Linked DNA regions of Homo sapiens: region 1 is linked to region 2. Evidence: read pairs that join two places in POLR2A ChIA-PET (ENCODE). Cell type or tissue: PC-9. All regions are shown on one strand. Links, peaks and the distances in the headings refer to the core of each region. The heading gives the core; the rest is flanking DNA.

Region 1 (5,384 bases), core at 318-5,317, 1.1 Mb before region 2:
GGCCGGGCAGAGGCGCTCCTCACCTCCCAGATGGGGCGGCCGGGCAGAGACGCCCCTCACCTCCCAGATGGGGCGGCCGGGCAGAGGCACCCACTTCCCAGACAGGGCAGCTGGGCAGAGGCGCTCCCCACCTCCCAGACGAAGGGCGGCTGGGCAGAGGTGCTCCTCACCTCCCAGATGGGGCGGCCGGGCAGAGGCACCCACTTCCCAGACAGGGCAGCTGGGCAGAGGCACTCCCCACCTCCCAGACGAAGGGCGGCCGGGCAGAGGCACCCCTCACTTCCCAGTCGGGGCGGCCCGGCAGAGGCGCCCCTCACCTCCCAGATGGGGCGGCCGGGCAGAGGCGCCCCTCACCTCCCAGACGGGGTGGCCAGGCAGAGGCGCCCCTCACCTCCCAGGGGGAGTGGCTGGGCAGAGGCGCCCCTCGCCTCCCAGACAGGGCAGCAACACAATGGCTCTTGTAGAGTTTTAGAAGTACTGCCTTGGTCATCTTGGGTAAGATCTGAGAGAATTCCTTGGATTACCAGGAAGAGACTCTTGTTCCTTTCCTTTACTTTCCCCCCAAACAAACAGGGTCTCTCTCTGCTGAGCTGTCTGGAGCTGGGAGAGGGGTGACACAAGCACTCCTGTGACCACCACCACTGGGGCTGTGCTGGGTCATACCTGAAAACAACATAGCACTGGGTCTCACCCAAGGTCTGTGGTGACTACTGCCTGGCTACTGCTGATGTTCACTCAAGGCCCAAGGGCTTTTCAGTCAGCAGGTGGTGAGTCCAGCCAGGCCTGTGTCCTTTCTTTTAGGGAGGTGAGCTCCTCTGCTGGCCCACAGCAGGTCCAGGAATGCTGTCCAGGAGCCAGGGCTTGGAGTTGGGAACCTTAGGAATCTACCTGGTGCTTTATTCCACTGTGGCTGAGCTGGCACCCAGGCCATAAGATAAAGCCCTTCCCACTCTTCCCTCTTCTTTCCTTAAGCAGAAGGACTCCCCTTGGCCACCACTGCCCCAGGCTCCTGGTGAGTACTGCCTGACTACCACCATTGTTCAATCAAGGCCCAAGGGCCCTTCAGTCAGCTTGTGGTGAATGCTGTCAGGCCTAGGTCTCTCCTTTCAGGACAGTGGGCTCCTCCCTGGCCTAGGGCCAGGTCCAGAAATGCCATCAAAGACAAAGCCTGGAAATGGGGACTCCAATAGCTTGCTTGGTGTTCTACCACACCGTGGCCACGCTGGTGCCCAAGTTACAAGACCAAGTCCCCTTTATTCTCTCTTCTCCTTTGCTCAAGCAGAAGGAGTCTCTACCCATGGCCACCAAAGCTGGGAATGTGGTGAGTCACACCTGAAGCCAGCATGGCCCTGGATCGCATCCAAGTCCCGTGGCAAGTACCTGGCTTGCCTGGCTACCGTTGCTGATTATGCCGGGGCCATGGGCCCTTTAGTCAGCAGGTGATGAATCCTGTTAGGATTGTATCCTTCCCTTCAAGGCAGCAGGTTCCCTTCTGGCCCAGGGTGTGTCTAGAAATGTTGTCTAGGAGCTAGGGCCTAAAATAGGGGCCTCAGGACTCTGCCCAGTGTCCTATCCTACTGTGGCTGAGCTGGTATTCAAGTTGAAAGACAAGGTCCTAAAATAGGGGCCTCAGGACTCTGCCCAGTGTCCTGTCCTACTGTGGCTGAGCTGGTGTTGAAGTTGTAAGACACGGTCCTCTTTGTCTCCCAGCTGGTATCTCACTAGGTCACATATACCCCAAGTGCACTGGCTCTGAGCCCAGCATAGCACCAGGACTTGCCCAGGAATTGCAGTCCTTGTGGCCTGGACTTCCTTTCAAGTCTGTGTAGGAACCTAGAGCCCTTTAGCCAGCAGTAGTGGGGCTAGCTGGAACTGAAGTCCTGGCTGCTGTGATGGACAATGTGTCTCTGGCTAGGGTTGATCTAAATCCTTCCTCTGGGGGCACTGGCTGAGTTCTGCCCTGTGTTGCTCTTCATGGTGACAGGACAGCACTGAGTTCCAATGCACAGCCCCACAATCACTGCACTCTGTCTTCCCCAAACACACAAATCTTCTCTCCACACCACAGTGCAGCTGCTGGGGGTTGGGAGAGGAGTGGTGTAAGCAATTTGAGAATGTCTTTTCTACCCTCTTCAGTGTCTCTTTCCTTAATATGATGTGAAAACCAGGTATTGTGATAGCTCCCTTGTTTTTGGTTTTAATGAAGATGCTTTCTTGTGTGGATAATTGTTCAATTTGGTGTTTCATTGGGAGGTTGGAGGGTGGGGAATGGTCACTGGGGACTTCTATTTGTCCATATTGCTCCCTGGAGCACATTTTTACATGATGGTCATTACTGGAAAAATGTAATATGGCAGCCCACCTCCAGTAGTGCTATTTTTATAAAAGTGAAAAAATAGAGCTGAACTTCAAAATTTGAAAATTGAGTGCCAGGAGATTATGTAGTCTGGAAGATAATTCTGTTGCCTGAAGAAGATAATTCTTGCCTGGCAAGAGAGAAAAAGGGAGCTTAGAATTCATGCAAAGTGTGCTGCAAAGCTCTGGACAGTTTTAAAAAGTCACCCGTTTTATTAGCATCCACAAAAAGTCTTGAACCTGGCCACCCACAGCACTTTAAAAAAATGTTAAGTTGGGTATTTTTTTTCTCCAGGACAAATATATTTATAATTTTATAAGAAAGTCAATGAAGAAGTTAGATTTTCTTTTCATATCACTTTCCTGAAATATATCTACTTGCAAAGGCAACGAGATGCCTGTTTTGGAGATGAATAAAAATCAGTTACTCCAAAGTCAAAATGACTGAAATTGTCTAAAGTAGTGTCTTTTGCTCGTCACTTCTTCTCCAAGCTGTTCTGGAGACCCCGTGTGGGTACCAGGGCAGACTTCAAGGAGACATCCCATTGTGAACATGAAGGAAACATCTGGTTGCGTTTGGAGATCAACTACTAAAAATTCCTCCATATGTCAAGGCCAGTCACCTGCCCTGGAAACTCATCAGACTTCTCTTCAATAACACACCAACTTGAAGCGTGCACTTGACAACTCCTGAAATTCTACTACTGGTGCAAGAAATAAGAACCAGAAGGAAACTGAGACCTTCATCTCTGGTGTCTCTGGGTAGATAGGATGCAGTTCTGAAAATCAGATATTTGGTCTCAGGTGTTGCTCTATGTTTCTCATAGCTCCCTTTTTAGAGTTCAAGTAGAGTTTGATGATATTACTGTGAGCTAAAGAGCCTCATTGGGTTTTTGGCATCATCTTCAGCTACAATTCCACTGTCCAGTGGCTGCTAACTATTTGGGTACTGTACATAACAACTTAGACACACCATCACATTTAAATGCACATTACCCCAAAGGATTAGGTGCTGGTGTTACTTTCGCAATACAGATGAGAGAACTGAGGCACTAAGAGATTAAAACAAATCCTCCATTTCCTCTGTGAATTACTGGTGCAGTTGGAATTAGCACTAATTTGTTTGACTTTAGGGTGTGCACTGTTTTTTAAAAACAAGAATAGTAACTTTATCTTTTTTTGTAAAAGTGATACATGTGTATTACAGAAAATTCAAGCCACCAAAGGAGGACACAGAAGAATGGAAAATAATCTACCTTATTTCACGCTCTCCAGAAAGCCATACTTAATATTTAGTGACTATCATTCAGGACATCTTTCTATACATATATGCAGACATAAGAACAGAGAGGTCAGGGCAAAAATAGATGGGAATTATTTTAAAAACTGCATGCATACTCTTCATATTATTATTAATAAAATAATTAATTTAAATTTTGCCTGGAGAAAATTAAATGGTAATAAAATTTGAAGAAACTGTTAAAGTTTAGATAACAACGTATTTACCATAACTGCTGCTCATTCTAAAGTTATTCCTTTAAAGTTGAGGGAAAAATTATGAAATCATTTAGAGGCTAGAATCTGTTTTTTAGTAATTTGTTTCAAAGTTTAGCCTTCACTTGATTTTCTTTTCTATAAAATTTGAAGAAATTATGTGTTCACATTTCTTTTGTCTATCATTCTCAACTGGGACTTGGTTCTGTAACCAGAATTCTCATGGTTATTTAGTCTCAATTTTTTATTTAAATGACTCAATGCTTTCCCCAGGCTTGTCCTGTGTGGAATTCTTTTGATTCATTCTTATTTCAGCACATTTCATTGTCAAGTATTTTCTTCAAGATGAGGTCAGGAGTAGTGTTATCCTCTGAGTTCTTGCCTGCTTGAGGTTTTGTGTGTGACTTTTTAAAACAGTATTTTATTGAAATGTAATTTTAGTACATAGAATGCACAAGTACAATGTGCATAACTTTTTTTGGTTGTGGGGGGAGCTTTTGTCAAACTGCTTTATTGAGATACAGTTGACATAAAATAAACATATATTTAAAGTGTACCATGTGATAAATTTTGCTGTATGTTTACACCAAAAGTCATAACTGCATGAAGACAGTGAACATATCCATCACCCTCAAAGGCCGCCTTGTACCCCTGGTAATTCCTCTTTTTCATTTTCTCAGTTCCCCTCTTTCCTGGCAACTACTAATTTATTTTCTGTCACTTTAGGTTATTTTAAAATTTCTAGAGTTTTATATAAACGGAATCAGAGGGTCAGTATTCCATTTTTTTCTGTCTTCTTTCATTCAGCATAATTATTTTGAGATTCACCCATACTGCAGTATGTATTGATAGTTAATTCCTTTTTATCGCTGAGTAGTATTCCATTGTAATGGATGTACCAGCGTTTGTTTATTGGTTTACCTGCCGATGACATCTACACTGTTTATAATTTTGGGCTATTACAAATAAAACTGCTACTAATATTTGTGTGCAAGCTTTGTATTGACATGCTTCATTTGTTTTGGTTAAATACCAAGGTGTGCAATGGCTGAATCATTGGTGATTGATTTTTAGAGAAACTGACAAACTGCTTTTCAAAGTTGTAGCATTTTAAACTCCTACCAGTGGTGTATGAAAGTTTGTTTCTCTACATTTCTTGCAAATCCTTGGTATTGTCAGGCTCTTTAACATTAGCTATTCTAATAGAAGTATAGTGGTATCTCATGGTTTTAATCTGCATTTCCCTAATGAGTAAAGATATTGGGCATCTTTTCATGTGCTTATATGCATTTGTGGTATCTTCTTTATTGGTGTCTGTTTAAATGTTGATATGGTTACGCTTTGTCTTCCCACCCAGATTTAATCTTGAATTGTAATCCCCATAATCCCCATAATCCTTAATTGTCAAGAGAGAGACCAGGTGGAGGTAATTGAATCATGGGGGCAGTTTCCCCCATGCTCTTCTCTCGAAAGTGAGTGAGTCTCACAAGATCTGATGGTTTTATAAGGGGTTCCTCCCCCTTGGCTCAGCACTT
Region 2 (5,384 bases), core at 280-5,279:
AGACAGGGATGCCCTCTCTCACCGCTCCTATTCAACATAGTGTTGGAAGTTCTGGCCAGGGCAATTAGGCAGGAGAAGGAAATAAAGGGTATTCAATTAGGAAAAGAGGAAGTCAAATTGTCCCTGTTTGCAGACGACATGATTGTATATCTAGAAAACCCCATTGTCTCAGCCCAAAATCTCCTTAAGCTGATTGATAGGCAACTTCAGCAAAGTCTCAGGATACAAAATCAATGTACAAAAATCACAAGCATACTTATACACCAATAACAGACAAACAGAGAGCCAAATCATGAGTGAACTCCCATTCGCAATTGCTTCAAAGAGAATAAAATACCTAGGAATCCAACTTACAAGGGATGTGAAGGACCTCTTCAAGGAGAACTACAAACCACTGCTCAATGAAATAAAAGAGGATACAAACAAATGGAAGAACATTCCATGCTCATGGGTAGGAAGAATCAATATCATGAAAATGGACATACTGCCCAAGGTAATTTATAGATTCAATGCCATCCCCATCAAGCTACCAATGACTTTCTTCACAGAATTGGAAAAAACTACTTTAAAGTTCATATGGAACCAAAAAAGAGCCCGCATCGCCAAGTCAATCCTAAGCCAAAAGAACAAAGCTGGAGGCATCACACTACCTGACTTCAAACTATACTACAAGGCTACAGTAACCAAAACAGCATGGTACTGGTACCAAAACAGAGATATAGATCAATGGAACAGAACAGAGCCCTCAGAAATAACGCCACATATCTACAACTATCTGATCTTTGACAAACTTGAGAAACACAAGCAATGGGGAAAGGATTCCCTATTTAATAAATGGTGCTGGGAAAACTGGCTAGCCATATGTGGAAAGCTGAAACTGGATCCCTTCCTTACACCTTATACAAAAATTTATTCAAGATGGATTAAAGACTTAAACGTTAGACCTAAAACCATAAAAACCCTAGAAGAAAACCTAGGCATGACCATTCAGGACATAGGCATGGGCAAGGACTTCATGTCTAAAACACCAAAAGCAATGGCAACAAAAGCCAAAATTGACAAATGGGATCTACTTAAACTAAAGAGCTCCTGCACAGCAAAAGAAACTACCATCAGAGTGAACAGGCAACCTACAAAATGGGAGAAAATTTTCGCAATCTACTCATCTGACAAAGGGCTAATATTCAGAATCTACAATGAACTCAAACAAATTCACAAGAAAAAAACAACCCCATCAAAAAGTAGGCGAAGGACATGAACAGACACTTCTCAAAGGAAGACATTTATGCAGCCAAAAAACACATGAAAAAATGCTCACCATCACTGGCCATCAGAGGAATGCAAATCAAAACCACAATGAGATACCATCTCACACCAGTTAGAATGGCAATCATTAAAAAGTCAGGAAACAACAGGTGCTGGAGAGGATGTGGAGAAATAGGAACACTTTTACACTGTTGGTGGGACTGTAAACTAGTTCAACCCTTGTGGAAGTCAGTGTGGCAATTCCTCAGGGATCTAGAACTAGAAATACCATTTGACCCAGCCATCCCATTACTGGGTATATACCCAAAGGACTATAAATCATGCTGCTATAAAGACACATGCACACGTATGTTTATTGCGGCACTATTCACAATAGCAAAGACTTGGAACCAACCCAAATGTCCAACAATGATAGACTGGATTAAGAAAATGTGGCACATATACACCATGGAATACTATGCAGCCATAAAAAATGATGAGTTCATGTCCGTTGTAGGGACATGGATGAAATTGGAAATCATCATACTCAGTAAACTATCGCAAGAACAAAAAACCAAACACCACATATTCTCACTCATAGGTGGGAATTGAACAATGAGAACACATGGACACAGGAAGGGGAACATCACACACTGGGGCCTGTTGTAGGGTAGGGGGAGTGGGGAGGGATAGCATTAGGAGATATACCTAATGCTAAATGACGAGTTAATGGGTGCAGCACACCAGCATGGCACATGTATACATATGTAACTAACCTGCACATTGTGCACATGTACCCTAAAACTTAAAGTATAATAATAATTAAAAAAAAAAAGTGGGCAAAGGACATGAGCAGACATTTCTCAAAAGAAGACGTACATTTGGCCAACAAACATGAAAAAAAGCTCAACATCACTGATCATCAGAGGAATGCAAATCAAAACCACAATGAGATACCATCTCATGCCTGTCAGAATGGCGATTATTAAAGTCAGAAAACAACAGATGCTGGCGAGGATGTGGAGAAATAGGAATGCGTTTACACTGTTGGTAGGAATGTAAATTAGTTCCACCATTGTAGAAAACAGTCTGGTGATTTCTCAGTGATTTAGAACTGGAAATACTTTTTTTTTTTTTTTTTTTTTTTTTTTTTTTTTTTTTTTTTTTGAGACAGTCTTGTTCTGCCCTCTGTCACCCAGGCTAGAATGCAGTGGCTTGATCTTGGCTCACTTCAACCTCCACCTCCCGGGTTTAAGCAATTCTCTGTCTCAGCCTCCCGAGTAGCTGGGACTACAGGCACGCGCCACCACACCCAGCTAATTTTGTATTTTTAGTAGAGACAGCATTCTACCATGTTGCCCAGGCTGATCTGGAACTCCTGACCTCAAGTCATCTGCGTCCTAAAGTGCTGGGATGACAGATGTGAGCCACTATGCACAGCCTCCCCAGTTGTTTTCAATCCATTCTTTTGCCTACTTGTACCTTCTTTCCCTCCCACCCATCCACATTTTTCGTGTTCCCTTCCTTTCTTCTTCTCACCATCTATTTTCCTTTCTGTTTCTCCTCCTTCCCCTCTTCTTTTCCCCACTCCACATTTTATGCCTAATTCCTTCCAGAGGAGCACAGACCTCATTAGTTGAGATTTCTTTAACCCCAACCCACATGATTTTTAGTTTGAATTCCTAAAACTTGGCTATAGATTATAAATGGCTCTGTGTTTGTAGACATCTTTGTTGGCCTAACGAGAAAATTTGCCTCTAAGATCATTTATCAGAGATCTCTGTCCCATGTGTAAACCTATCTAGTTGCCAGTTACACAATGTCTAAAGTGTTTACCTTAAGGGGAATTTTTGTCACCTTAAAAATTTTCTATATTTGGTACCTCTGTATCTTGAACTTTAATTAAAAGTGTATCTTCATAATTCACAGTTTTATAATTTTAATTCACATTTAATTACCACCAAAGATGTAAACTATAGCTTAAAGGCTATGGAATTGATTATTGCAGATAAGATTTACTTCTTAAACCTTGTGTTGTTCACAGAAAGTCCAGTATCCCCCCTGGAGTCACATTCGAAAGCTGCTTCAAACTCAAAGGAAACAACCCCATTGGCACAAAATGCAGTCCAGGTACTGAATCAAAGTGCTCTGTAAGGGATATTTATTCCAAATTGAGTGGGAAGTAGCTATGTTACTCTTGAAGAAACATTTGGGTCACATTTCAGCTTAGACAACAATTTAGTGTGCTGTTGTTAATCTACTTATTTATACAATTAAAATTATTCAGTTGAGTTTTACAGAAGCTACAGAAATTAAAACAAATACTTTTTTTATTGAACAAATTGGAAAAGAAGCAATAGCCATTGTTGATGAGGATGGGAGGAAAAGGGTGTTCTCATATACTGTCACTTTTTGAGACCGAATCTTGCCCTGTTGCCCAGGCTATAGTGCGGTGGCATGATCTCGGCTCACTGCAACCTCCACCTCCTGGGTTCAAGTGAGTCCCCTGCCTCAGCCTCCCGAGTAGCTGGGATTTCCCGAGTAGCTGGGATTTCCCGAGTAGCTGGGATTTCCCGAGTAGCTGGGATTACAGGCACGCACCACCACGCACAGCTAATTTTTGTATTTTTAGTAGAGACAGGATTTTGCCATGTTGGCCAGGCTGGTCTCAAACTCCTGACCTCAGGTGAGGCAATGCACCCAGCCATGCTGACACTTTTCATGTAAATTAGTATAGTGTTTGAGAGCGCAATTTGGAAATGAGATGGAATATTTATCCCACATGTCTGGAACCTAACCCATTCTGGATTATTGATATTCCAGGATATAGAAATCTTAAATCCAAAAGAGGATTCTGCTTAAAGGACTGGATCCAGCCTCACATATTACTGAAATATCCTTTTATTATTTTGATAAATGGATTGAAGAATGAGAAATATATATTTCTACAACTGCAATTGACCACTTTAAAAGCTATATTTTCTTACAATTGTGTTTTTAGGTTCCTGAGTCCTTTGAGCACCTGCCACCTCTCCCAGAACCACCAGCACCACTACCTGAATTAGTAGACAAAACCCGAGACACACTTCCTCCCCAGAAGCCTGAGCTCAAAGTGAAACGGGTTTTCAGACCCAATGGCATTGCCCTGACTTGGAATATAACCAAAATCAATCCCAAGTGTGCTCCTGTAGAAAGCTACCACCTCTTCCTGTGTCATGAGAACTCTAATAATAAGTTGATTTGGAAGAAGATTGGAGAAATTAAAGCTTTACCACTCCCCATGGCCTGTACTTTATCTCAGTTTTTAGCTTCCAACAGATACTATTTTACTGTCCAATCAAAAGATATTTTTGGACGATATGGACCATTCTGTGATATAAAATCTATCCCTGGGTTTTCTGAAAATCTTACGTAAAAGGTGTTTAATAATGATATACTACTTTTTTTTTCATATTTGTTTGTTTGCAATGTTACTGTAATACTATTTGCCATTGTAAAAGGCCAGCTCAGATTGTGAGCCCTTTCTATTGGGACAGTCCTCTTCTATATGTTTTAAGTGGCCAGTAATTTAATGAATTTCTGGTTTGTATTAAATATGTCCTTCCAATGGATAAGTTCTAAAACATACGCTATCATTGGCCCATGTTGCTGAGGTGCATTGTGAACAATACCTTTAGTGACTGTGGAACTGCTGCTTCTATCAGAAGACCTAGGATACAAGCAGCCACTGTTTCCTCCGTTAACAATCAGCTTTTAGTAACCTGCTGTGGTCAGCATAGCTACAGGAAAAGTCAGCCCTTGACTGAGGGCCAGATCATCCCTGGAGTGCACCTCTACTAAGATTTTATGAAAAGATGACATGTTGGGCTGCATGATAAAAGTTAATTATAAAAATTAAAAGATTTTTTTTTTTGAGATGGAATATTGCTCTGTTGCCCAGGCTGGAGTACAGTGGTCACTGCAACCTCCATCTCCCTGGTTCAAGCAATTCTCCTATGTCAGCCTCCCAAGTAGCTGGGACTATAGTCACTTGCCACCATGCCCGGCTAATTTATTTTTAGTAGAGATGAGGTTTCACCTTGTTGGTCAGGCTGGTCTCAAACTCCTGACCTCAGGGGATCCACCCGCCTCGGCCTCCC

Evidence for each region. Peaks named below come from ENCODE experiments on the same cell type or tissue, not always from the same donor. Only the 100,000 strongest peaks of a DNase experiment are listed, where the experiment ranks them.
Region 1: POLR2A ChIA-PET joins it to region 2 with 15 read pairs; 2 of 35 experiments call an interaction of 5 or more read pairs at or near these places.

Annotation. Positions count from the first base shown.
Region 1 is chr16:9,350,318-9,355,701 of GRCh38, forward strand. LINC02177 (long intergenic non-protein coding RNA 2177) reads left to right here and starts at 5,271. Exons shown (of 3, transcript NR_135195.1): 1 at 5,271-5,384. In PC-9, for the core only: no CTCF peak of the experiment used is centred there; no DNase peak of the experiment used is centred there; H3K27me3 peaks cover 1,121 bases.
Region 2 is chr16:10,477,590-10,482,973 of GRCh38, forward strand. ATF7IP2 (activating transcription factor 7 interacting protein 2) reads left to right here. Exons shown (of 14, transcript NM_001393719.1): 13 at 3,290-3,375; 14 at 4,247-5,384. The coding sequence ends at 4,660. Among named protein-coding and RNA genes, the nearest start is that of LINC01290, 48 kb to the right of the region's middle. In PC-9, for the core only: no CTCF peak of the experiment used is centred there; a DNase peak (open chromatin) is centred at 2,312.